Regions from separate parts of the Homo sapiens genome. Here region 1 is linked to region 2. The links are chromatin contacts, found by Hi-C or POLR2A ChIA-PET in ENCODE. All regions are on one chromosome and are shown on one strand. The core of a region is the stretch at or near the end of the contact, and the rest is flanking DNA. Distances in the headings are between cores, read along the strand shown.

Region 1 (5,881 bases), core at 2,265-4,764, 48 kb after region 2:
GAAGATAAGACAATCAGCTAGACATTTACAAGGATCCAGAAGCAAGGTGATAAGTCTGAACCAGAGAGATGGAAATGGATTCAAGAGACATTATTGGATAAGAGTTGACAACATTTGTTGACAGAATGGATATATACTTCTGTGCTTTCACCATACATGCTTTGGGTGTACAAAATGTGCATAAGCTCTCTAAATGCATGAGCAAGGACACATAATTCAATGAATAGATCACCAACGATTACAAATAAACAGCATTAAGGTGCTAGGGGAAGAAAAATCTCTTCTGGATTCTGAGTCAGCAGTGCATGGGCTGGGGTTCTAGCACCGCTGCTTAGTAACTCTGTGGACATCAGACAAGTCCCTTCTCCTCTCTGAGTCTCTCTTGTCTCTCAAATGGAGGGGCTGGCTGAGATGATTTAACTCCAAGGCCCCCTCCAGCTGTCACACTCTGTGAGTCAAACACTTGTGATAAGGGGCCATCAACGCTGGCCTTTCCCAAGCTGAGTCACCTCTGAAGCAGGGATTATTCTGGGGGCTGACCAAGAAATGTGCATCCAGTCACTGCAGTGACATCCCCAGTTTTATTCTCCAGAGTTAGGGTCCAGTAGGTCTGATCTGAGGCTGGGGCAGCTCCTTGATTACTCGTTCTTCTCCAAGCTTCTGCACCTCAAGTGCTCACCCAGATGGGGGGCCATAAGACCCTGCCTGGGCTTCTACAGAAGAAAGAGCCCTCTCCCATAGGCATTCAGGTCTCTGGATTTCTCAGAGTCTGTTTTTCCTGTTTGTGTTAATTTTCACAGCCAGTTATCCTATTTACATTTTTCTAAAGCTGTTCACAGGACTTGTTGTCAGTTATCCTATTTACATTGTTTTAAAGCTGTTCACAGGACTTGTCAGTTATCCTATTTACATTGTTCTAAAGCTGTTTACAGGACTTGTCCACAAGAATTCAACGTTCTTAAGTGGCTTTCGCTGACTTCCTCTTCCCCAAGCACAGCTGGGAATCCCCTTCCCTCAGACAGCAGCAAGCCTTCCTTCTCAGGTCACCAATGCAGGGCTCCATCTCTGCCTATTTCTAGTCACCTAACTCATAGTGAGCACCCACTGTGCGTCATTGAGCACTTCTGCAAGTCAAGGGTTTCATGCAGCCACTCCACCAGGTGGATGTGACTTCCCCATTTTAATGATGTGGAAAGTGAGGTTTGGTGAAGAAAATGTGCCTTATCAAAGGCTGAGCTTCTAGGATGTGGCCAAGCCAGGATTCAAACTGAGGTCTGTCTGAGTTCCGGTCTGCTGCATTCTCCTTCCTGTGACCAGAGTTAAGCTCTATTAAATGACAGACTGCACAAATATGAACTATCTGCAAAGCCTCCAAGCAGATCTGCCATCCTTTTCTACCCAAGGAAGACATAGTCCAGGTTTACTTTAGGCCAAGATACCAAAAGAGGAAACAGGCCATAACTCCCCTAACCAAGTGCACTCATGTTAGACATCAGATTCTTTCCAATGTTTCCTGATAAATGTGTAATTTACTGCTATCAGTTGGTATTGTATAGCAATTAAAATGAAGAAACCCTGTGAATCAGTTTGCCTGGCCTTGAATTCCCTTTATAATATAGTAGCCAAGTAACCTTGGCCAAATTACTGAGACTCTCTAAGCCTCAGCTTCCCATGTATAAATGGGGATGAGAATAATACTTACCTCATAGTGTTATGAGGAGCAAATAAGATGATGCATGGAAAGCACTTAAAACAGACTCTGGCATATGGTGTGAGCTCGATAAATCCCAGCTATTATTATTATCATAATATCTGTGCATAAATCTATCTGCAACTCTAATTGTTTTCTTAGGACAGATTCCAACAAGTAAAATCACTGTATCAAAGGGTGGCTCCTCATACATAGTGCTTAATTATCCTCCAGAAATTTTAGAGCGATTTATATACCCAATAGCAGAGCCTGCAGGAGTAAATGCAACATCCTTCATAGCAATAGACTCAAAAGATATATCAAATGCAGATGACTGTGATACTACAAAAGATGTTTGAATATCCTGCGGTTTTCATGTATATGGGTATAAACTTTCTCTTTTTAATGCCCTTTCAGTCATGGAAAGAACCAAGGCCCTGCTGGTCATCCCAAAGGCCTTTGATTTAAGAGAAAAGAGTTCAATTCCAGGTTCTTATGAGCTGTGAGATTTTAAGCTGGTTCATTCCTCTCTTGTTGCTCAAAAAAAAAAAGTTTTTTTTAAACAGGAATTATATATGGGCAGTATCTTCCTGTCATACTTGTTGTACCTACATATGCAGAGTAAATGTGACTATCCCTGGTGATAATAACTGTCAATATTTTTCTTTTTACATTTTTCTATTAATGCATTGCAATTGTGATTGTTCATATTATTATAGATATTTATTAATATAGCTATTCATATGCTCATGTCCAGTGTAGTTCAACTCCAACTCTACCAAAATCTTGCCATGTGACCAAGGGTTAGTGACTTCACCATTTTGGGTCTCTTTTTTTAATAACATTGAGGGGCTTGATCCAGATGATCTCCAGTGTCCATGTTTCTCTCATCTTGCCTTTCCATTTTTCAGGGTTTCTCAACTTCAACACTACTGACATGATCTGATTCAGATAATTCTGTTTTGTGCTGAAGGGAATGGGGTGGGGTGTGGCTGTCCTGAGCACTGCAGGAGTTTTAGCTGCATCCCTGGTCTCTACTACCCACAGGCGTCCGGCCCAAGTTGTGACAACTGAAAATACCTTCAGACATCACCAAATGTTCCCAGAGGGTCAAAATCATCCCCGGTTAATAATCTGCCATATGCTTAAGGGTGTCAGGCTTTGAGCGTTAAAGATTTGATTTAGAAGGGCTTTAATATATCTTCCAATCACAGAATTCCAAATGACCATGATGCCGTGACTGATTTGAACTTACACTCATGCACATGATACGTATTTGGGAGAAGCCCTTGTCATCTCCAGTGTCTCTTCCACCTCTTGATTTCCACAGGGATAGTCATCTACATCTTTGCTAGAGGTGACAGCTGAAATATCCAAACCATGGGCTTGGGGTCCATCTGACCTAGTCACCAGTCAGGTGCCTCTGGGGAAATTCTTTAGTTTTTCTAATCTTTTTTTCACTTGTGAAATCTGGATGACACCTCAGAGCCACTCGAGGATGACAAAATGTGACAAGCACAAGTGTACCTAGTACCAAGGATGAGGACGAATCCATTTGAGGGAAGCTGTTGCTTTCATTGTTTCCTATTGAATATGATTACCACTCCATTATTTCCCAGCCATAGCCTCGGGGTTTGGACCAAGTTTTCTTTTGACTTAGGTGTTTCCAGTCAGAGTCAAAGAGAAACTCCTAAGGAATGGAGAGGACAAATGGTCCCGTTAGCAGTCAGAGGAATGCTGTGGACTAAGAGAGTGACTTTGGTTCCAGCTGAAATGTCAGCAGAGCGCTGGGAGAAAAGAATCTGTTTAGCAGGTGTGTTTGGAATCTGGCAGAGAGAGCTGGGTCAGGTCCAGGACCACTGAGCTGTTCTGAATGCCTTCTATGTTGACTCTCTGGGACTGAGACTCAGGAGTTAAAGGAGAGAACGTCTAAGGTAAACACACAACAGCCAGACAGTGGCTAGAATTTTTCCTCAGGCTTTCTGTGTCTCTTGCAGAACACCAAGAGGCCGGCAACATGAGTGTGGCCTGAGTCTGACGCCTTCGCCCACCCTCTTCCAGATCACCTGATCCGAAAGAAGTTACGAAAATAGCTCAGAATCTGGGCCTGCCTGGAAGAGACATAAAGATTCATTTACATGGGAAGGTGACTGCTCTGAATATCCACAGACGACGAATCTATGCTAATGGTTCAGTCTCCCACAAATCTGGGATTTATATAACTGGTTCCTACCCTTGTTCCTTGCCAGCAGAAATGCTTGAATTATCTTAATTCCAGAATGTAAATTATTCCAATTCTGAGGCCATCATTTTAAAGCTGTCAAAGTCAATATTTTTAACAGCCTAGAAAAAAATTACAACTGGAAAATGTCTAAACAAGTTGTGCTTGAGGTCTTGAGACAACTTCTGGCAAATATCTGTGCTGAGGTGGATAAATACCCTCCACTAATTTCACAATGAAGGAAGAACATAAATTTCTCTCAACACCAATTCGTGTGCCAGAGTAAATATGTTCGTCCACGGGCATTGACCACTTTTAATCTGTTACCTTCCATTTATGGACTAACCATTTGTCTTTATTTATTAATTTTCTTTTTTTTGAGACAAAGTCTTGCTCTATCACCCAGGCTGAAGTGTAGTGGCGAGATCTCGGCTCACTACAACCTCCACCTCCCAAGTTCAAGCAATTCTCCTGCCTTACCCTCCCAAGTAGCTGAGATTACAGGCACCTGCCACGATGCCCAGCTACTTTTTGTATTTTTAGTAGAGATGGGGTTTCACGATGTTGGACAGGCTGGTCTCGAACTCCTAGCCTCAAGTGATCTGCCCTCCTCGGCCTCCCAAGGTCCTGGGATTACAGGCATGAGCCACCATGCCCAGCCCCATTTATCTTTTAATGTGAAGATTTTTAAAATATATTAATTCTTAAAATAATAATATTCAATACTTGGTCATGAAAAAATAGGAAAAAATCCTTCCCTCGCCTCCATTCTTTCTAAATTTTCATTTCATTTCTATTTTAATCCACTTCATCCATTATTCTCTGAGTGTTACTGTGTGCTGGACACAGATCTATGGATGCTGAGATCTGTAAGAACTTCCTCAAGGTGAGAGAGGAGGCTTTCAAAGGAACTACATCACACTTGATCAGGAAGGAAATGGCAGCTCCTTTTTTAATGTACATATCAGTTTCCATGCAGGTGAATCATCCTCTACCTTATTAACTCTTTCATACAGAAACCTGGGATTGAAGGAAATGAGAATGGAAGGAAAAGACTATACAAAGAAGAATCACATTTATGGTTTGCCTTTGGGGTAGAAGCCATTCTTTTGCACCTGGGGAACTGGCCAGGCTGTAAGAATATGGTGCCAACCAAGTGGCACCTCTGCCCACCATTGCTCTAGATGCCAGGCTAAATGGTCCTTGTGAAATACGGCTGGAAAAATCTCTGTTATGGGCCCATCTCCTATTCAGAGGCTGGAAAACACCCCATTCCTGTAGCTCTGAAGCAGGATTAATTGATTGGTCTCATATGAACCTAAAAGCTGTTAAGAGCAAGGAGGATGAAAAGCAATTCAAATTGCTTTATTACCATTTTCTAGTAAAGTACCAGTTTAGTTCTCAGCCCTACTGTGAAGCAGCGGGTTTCCAGATATTGACTGTGCTGGCATGTGCTCCTAGAAGAGAGGAAACGCCTGGGTCTGAAAAGCAGAAACATCTGCTCAGATCTCTGGCAGGCCTGTTGCTGGAGCTGCTGGGGGTGGTGGTGGTGGGGGGGTGGTGGGTTCCCTCCAGGTGGTGTCACTGCAAGCAGGAGACAGAGGAAGCACTCCCAATGGGGGAGTTCTTGTCTGTGGGTAGAGACTCCTCCTTTTCCTTTTTTTTAAAGACATCATTCACTTAATGTGGGGGAAAAAGATTATAAATAGTTTTATAAGGCAATCTATATACTTTCTGATAGAGGGCAGCAAGGCGACTATAGTAGCTACAATGATGATGATAATAATAATAGCCATCACATACTGCTTGTATATGCCAGGCACAGGGCACTTTACATATCTTAACTCATTTAATTCCAAACAACACTACAAGGTAGGTACCACTATCATCTCCCTTTTATAGATGAGAAAACTGAGGCACAGGAGGGAAATAACTTGCTCAAGTTCACCAGCTAGTAAGTGTAAGAGTCA
Region 2 (6,689 bases), core at 1,727-4,226:
AATTTAATTCTCCTTGTTCCTCATCTTAGAGAATAAAGGAGTTTCAGGTATACCTGTTAAAATTTTCATATATATATATATATTTATTATACTTTAAGTTCTAGGGTACATGTGCACAATGTGCAAGTTTGTTACATATGTATACATGTGCCATGTTGGTGTGCTGCACCCATTAACTCGTCATTTACATCATTTACATTAGGTATATCTCCTAATTCTATCGCCCCCTCCCCCCACCTCACAACAGGCCCCAGTGTGTGATGTTCCTCTTCCTGTGTCCAAGTGTTCTCATTGTTCAATTCCCACCTATGAGTGAGAACATGCAGTGTCTGGTTTTTTGTCCTTGCGATAATTTGCTGAGAATGATGGTTTCCAGCTTCATCCATGTCCCTACAAAGGACATGAACTCATCCTTTTTTATGGCTGCATAGTATTCCATGGTGTATATGTGCCACATTTTCTTAATCCAGTCTATCATTGTTGGACATTTGGGTTGGTTCCAAGTCTTTGCTATTGTGAATAGTGCTGCAATAAACATACATGTGCATGTGTCTTTATAGCAGCATCCTGTTAAAATTTTCTAACTCAGCTGTCTTTACCATTCTCTCCTGTGGGAAGAACCAATGGACTGTATGTTAAGCAATCTTCTCCAAAGGCTATGACTTCTGCTAACCTTCCTTGATTACATTCTCTCATTAAATTAGGGTTCTCAGTCAAACAAAATGTGATGCCAGAAGTCATGGTGCTCATCATTGGTGGCTTCATCCCTTTCCTCCTCTCTGTGTGGGTTCCATGACACAGAAGCCTGATGCAGACTAATGGGTATCCTGAATGGATTGCTCTGAGGTCAAGAACCTTGTCTTACGCATCTTTGACTCCATATTCCACATCCTAGGTCATGGTACAAAAGACAGCATGGAATGAATGTCACTGTGAAGCATAAAAGAAAGGTTTACCTTTGCTTGTGAGCTCCTCTTTGCTTGTTAGCTCAAAACTCACAAACTGAAAGAAATGTGTCGATGAGTCTCTATGGAGGTAAAATCTGTAACCCATGTCCTGGCATATAAATATATGGGTTGTTTCTACAAAATGAGTCAATAGAAAGGAGCATGCTTATGCAATAAAGTTGCTCTGGAGGAAAAAAGTAAAGGAAGCAAGTGCTGATCCTCTGCATATGAAAATATTGTCACAATGAAGATGCACCAGTGAGGATGTCTTAACACTAAGGTATGGACCTTCAAGTGGCCTGACCAACTCATCCAATCGTCTACTCTCCAGAGGATGATCTTCACAGTCATATTCATCTGCAGATGAGTACCACCCCATGACTCTCAAACATGTGACCCCGTTCACCTGTATGAAACACCTTCAAGAGCAAATGTAAGTTTATCCCAATTCTCCACCCACTAGGTTTCATTAGAGAAAGCACATGGGTCTAAGAGTGATATAATTCATAAAAAGACACCCTTGAAGTCAATCTTATGTTCATTTATAAATTCCAGAATGTTAAATTATATTAATAACAAATCTTATGAATTTTTTATTCATTCATTTACTCCCTTCACAACTTTTTTTTTTTTTTTTGAGATGGAATTTTGCTCTTGTTGTCCAAACTGGAGTGCAATGGCTCAATCTTGCCTCACTGCAACCTCCATCTCCTGGGTTCAAGTGATCCTCCTGCCTCAGCCTCCCAAGTAGGTGAGATTACAGGCACGCCACCACACCCTGCTAATTTTTTGTATTTTTAGTAGAAATGGGGTGTCCCCATGTTAGCCAGGCTGGTCTTGAACTCCTGACCTCAGGTGATCCTCCCACCTCAGCTTCCCAAAGTACTAGGATTATAGGCGTGAGCCACCACACCTGGCCTCCCTTCACAACTCTTTTGACTTGTGACTCTTACCTGTCTTGACACTGTGAGTGTCAAGAATCCCGTAAGTAAAAAATCCTATTCCCTCATATACTCTGTTTTTATCTTCCTCCTACCTAGCTTGGGGGCCTTGGCTCTGTTTTTCACTTCTGGTATAGTTCCTACCTCTCGGAATATTTCATAGATTATTGTCATTTCCCCCACTTAAATTTCAGCACTTCCCAAAAATCTTGGCCTGAACTCACTTTCTGGTACTTGTTATTCTTGTTTTTTTTTTTTAAATATATATATATGATTCTTCTCCATCCAATAACCTCCACCCCCCCACCCACACACACCACCAGATCTATACCCTCAGGAACTAAACCTAATCACCAGTGTCAGAGGTGGAGGTGGGGGCAATTGGAGGGTGCGGAAGGTACCCCAAGGGCCTCAGGTGACCTAGAAGAAGCAGGATTTGGATGTTGCAGATGTCACAGGACAACTGATATCTCATTCTTCTGCCAGTGTATGTTCAAATCTCAGGAGTGAAAGGAACTTGAAAGTTCATCCATGTCTCCTCCTCTACACCAAAATATTAGCCATTAAGAAAAGATTAGCATTCCATGGTGTCCTCAGAGATCTCTGAAGTGGATTCCATCAACTCCCTTAGTAATGCATTCCAGAGGCTCATCTCACTCCGAGATATTTTCCTCATGCTGAACCTAAGTCCTGCTGGAAGCAACTTAAACCATCCCCCTTTGGCCTGACTTTGTGTGGAAAAAAAAGAAAGCTCTTTGCCACTGTCCTTGCAGGGTCCCTTCATGGATTCTTTGGCTTCTCCAGGCACTTCATGTATTAGTTAAAATGAGAGCAAAATGGAGACTGGGAGAGCAAGAGATGGAGAGAGAGAGGTCACACAGCAATGCTCATCTCGCCCTCTCTGGTCAACGTTTCAGAAGCACCAAGGCCCTGGGTTTGACCCCGCTCTCCCTTCTCATTTCTTTGGCGAAGTCACATTCTCTTTTCACTGCCTGATGACCTACTTTTATCGCAAGCAAGGTTCTCCCCTTGAGAAGTGTAGATAACATGTAGCCCGACCCAGGGTGAATCAGCTGAGCTGCACAGCTGCTGTGACCTTTTCCTTCATCTCCTGGTAACATGAAGGAAGGAATAAAGATGATCAAGTTTTCTGCTGGCCAAACCTGCTTCGCTTTCCTGGCAAAAGGACACGAGGAGATAAAGTATATTCTTCTACCCGAGACAGTAAATAAAAGAAAGAATGTTGTGGGTGTACAGGACATTTGGAACATTTCATTTTTGTAATTGTGCATTCTGAGCTAAGAGCCACCACAAAAGATTGGTCTTTGGAAATTGAGGGGGTTTGTGGTTGTATTTCGGGGTTGCAGACCAGCCAGGATTCTGTTTCAATTTTCCCTGTTAGTCCTCAAGTTCTAGATTGAGGCCCCCAAAACCCTGGGACATCTGACCAGAGACAGCTGCCAACATTTTCCCATGATGAGCAATGGAATGTGTATTGGCCGAGCACGTTGATTTGCAAGGTGTTTATAAAGTTTCTTGATCCTTTTTTCCACCTGGTTTGCTTCCGGGACCCAGTTGGTGTATGGACTGCAGTGTGCCACTGGGAGCAAAGAAAAGGTATAAACATCATACTATCTTCCCTGGAAGCTGCTTTTGCATAATTCTATTTTCAAAATAATTTTGCTTTCTTTACTTTCTTTTCCTTTTTTTCTTTCCTCCCCACCCCCTACCCTGCCTCTGGTGTCTCTGTTTACACGGTTTAGACATTGGGAACATGTTGGTAGTTTTCCAGCTGCTTATGCACAAGTGTAATTGAGTCAGTTATTTTTAGTGATGTCAAGACTTTGAGAACAGAAATAAAAGAAACATTACACACTGACTAACTAAAATGTAAGAGAGTCCTCATCTGGAGGATGAAGATACAGTGGATGTGATTATTTTCAAATTGTAGGTTCTTCACTCTTCATTTCAAAACCAGATTTGGAACATAATTTGCTTTATTTTCAGCTGGTGGGGTCTCCGATCTCAAGTGAAATTATCCCGAGCTTTTTCATGGTTGATGGCTGACTGGCAGCTCCTCAGTTTCTTCCCCTTTAAGTGAGAGACCAACTTGGATTAGTTCCTGGATGGAAAAGATGAGGCTTAAAGACCTGTGGGATATCCTGAGATCCTTATAGAAAAAGGTCATTGGAACATTATCTGTCATTTAAAATGGAACAATTAAATAAGTGCAACAACCTATGTGTTTGATGACCAGCACATTCCAAGTATATTGTTACCTCACTTTCTATGCACCCACATTTATTTTGGGTGTAAATCAAACCTGGAATAGAAGCATTCTTTGTTCTTTACAAAGCTATCATGAAGTGCTAATGACATTGACACAGGTATTCTTTAAGTTCTTTCAATTCTCCCACCCCTAACGTTCCCTAAAAATATAACAACTATTAAAATCTTGACACAATATAACACAGGATATTTGAAAATAAAATTCTGATTAATAAAATTTGTTAATATTAATTGAGTGCACATGATACGCCAGGCATTATTCCAAGCAGAGTACATATTGGGAAGATAGAACTATAGATAAGGAAAGACATGAACAAAGATATTAAGTAATCTACCTAAGGATACACAGCTATTGTTCTGTGATCCCAGAGAGTCACTAGTGTCTTTATTTATGATCACTGTACTATACGCTGCTTATAGCAATGGAAAGGCAATCAAAAATGGGAGAAATATATGCAAGCTAGAAGGCAAAGAAGTAATATTCTTTACATATAAAGAACTTTTGCAAAACAATATGAAAAAAAGTCAGATGCCTCAGTAGAAAAATGGGCAAAAGATAATAGGCAATTCATACATAGAAGTGCAAAAATGGTTAATAAACTTTTAAATTATGAAACTACATTAAAATTAATGAAACATAAATGCAAACAATGATATCTGCTTGTTTTCTACTAGGCGAATTAGATTAGAAGAAAAAAATGCTGCTCAGTTTTGACAATGGTGTGAGAACAGCCCCTCTTAAACACCGTTAGTGTGGAGTATAGATTGTTGCAACATTTATGGAAAGAAAATTCTCAGTACATAAAGTCTTTAAAATAAGTTTAGTAATTTCTCTTCTAGATATTTATACTAAGTAAATAGTCAAGAGTGAAAACAAACATTCAGCTATAAAGCTATCAACCTCAGCATTATTTAAAATAATGGTACATCTTTATTGTAGAATACCAAACCATCATCAAAATGCATGCCCTTAAAAAATTAATATAAATGTAAGATTTCCATGATGTTATTAAATGAAAGAGGGGTTTGTATAAAGGTATGGACAATTTGATTCCAACATTATGAAAAGTGTATCTATGCATAAAAGAAACACTGGAATACTGGAGTGTAACCAAGTATTATTCCTGATGATCAGACAACTCATGATTCTCACTTTTTCTGAAACTTCCTCTTCAATGAAAATGTATTCTCTTATAATCAAAAAAATTTAAGTAATATTGGAGTAAATATAGGAAAACATAGATGTGCCCAGACATCTATAATGAATAAGCTCTTACAAATTACATTTGAGCACGGACTTCAGTTCTGAAAGTCCTGGTAGAGGAAGCAAAGGAGAAATAAAGTACATATTGTCATTTTTAATAGAAAGAATACAAATTTCTCTTTCAAAAACACTTTTTCCCTGATGTTAAATTAAAAGTGAATCGTATTGACTATAAGGGACCTTAGGTAACATATTGGACAATGTCTTCACTTTGTCCCTGTGAAAGACACAGAAACTTTGTTTAAATGTACAAGCTTCATAGTGGCCCACTAAAAAGAGTAAACGCTAAGGAAGTAAGAGTAAATAATAACTCAGAAAAGACATTTTTACAGGGAAGTAAGGTAAAGTAGTAAGCAAATTTTTTCCCTTGGAGTACCTAACCTCTTAATCCAGGGTTAGAGCTTAGAGGACCCTGAGGAACACTCTTGGGTCAAATGTCCAATGTTTTATATCTTCAAAGTCATTTAGAGTGAACTGTGTTAATTCAGTAAACAATACTGTAGGCATACAAACAACTCCAAGTTAAATAGGATAAAAATTACAGGACCTTGGGCCTCTAAGAATTCTCTACTGTAGTAAAAAGTGTTTCTCCATAATATAGAGTTAGCCTCAGATTAATGTGAAGAAAGTATAATTTAAAGGGATTTGTGCCAATTCTTCTCTCTGTAATATTTGCTCTATAAGACTTACTACAAAGATAGAAAATCAATGAATGATAACATTTTCAAACTTGAGAAGTTTTAGAGTTTCTGTCATCCACAGGCAATTAACTTTTGGAAAGCCATGAACACTTTGTAGATTGAACTCTCAAAAACTGTGGAGTCTTGCCCCAGAAATATACATACATGTGCCAAAATTGAAGAAGTTTAAGAATTCCCTCATGTTCATCCGTAATGCCCTAGGATAGGAACACCTGAATTAGTTTAACCTTGTTTTCCTGAGAAAACCTTAGAGCAAGATACATTATTCTACCTAATTGAACAGTATTTCTTACTTTTGCAAAATTAGTTCCGTCACATGAGTGAAGTAACTCATCCAAGATTATAAAGCAAATTAAATGGCAGATCCAGGATAAAAATCAGGTCTTCTAATTCCCAGGACAACCTTCCTTCTCCCACATCCTTTGTTCACTTAGGTTTTAAAACCTGCTCAGTTTCCCACAATCCTGGTAGAAAGGAGGATCTCTATAACACACTTAGGCAAATCCCATGGAGGACTGAGGTATCTCCTGGGAATGCAACACTGAGA

What was found. A loop is a pair of places that touch in the nucleus more often than their neighbours do. ChIA-PET counts read pairs that join two places held with the same protein, here RNA polymerase II (POLR2A). Pooled maps may share reads with other maps.
Region 1: a loop to region 2 is called in a map of psoas muscle, with 2.7 times the contacts of the local background. The contact joins two enhancer-like sites. A Hi-C loop is called at or near these places in 2 of 168 maps with a recorded cell type or tissue (PC-3 and psoas muscle) and 1 of 50 pooled maps. POLR2A ChIA-PET finds 5 or more read pairs at or near these places in 2 of 52 experiments (GM12878 and OCI-LY7).

Annotation. Positions count from the first base shown.
Region 1 is chr9:106,752,322-106,758,202 of GRCh38, forward strand. No RefSeq gene overlaps it. Among named protein-coding and RNA genes, the nearest start is that of ZNF462, 110 kb to the right of the region's middle. RefSeq lists an enhancer at 835-1,044. Within about 2 kb of position 3,515, at least 6 of the 41 ENCODE cell types and tissues checked have a DNase peak (open chromatin) inside an H3K27ac peak, as active enhancers do; they include psoas muscle, where a contact is called at or near this core.
Region 2 is chr9:106,704,961-106,711,649 of GRCh38, forward strand. No RefSeq gene overlaps it. Among named protein-coding and RNA genes, the nearest start is that of LINC01505, 92 kb to the left of the region's middle. Within about 2 kb of position 2,977, at least 5 of the 41 ENCODE cell types and tissues checked have a DNase peak (open chromatin) inside an H3K27ac peak, as active enhancers do; they include psoas muscle, where a contact is called at or near this core.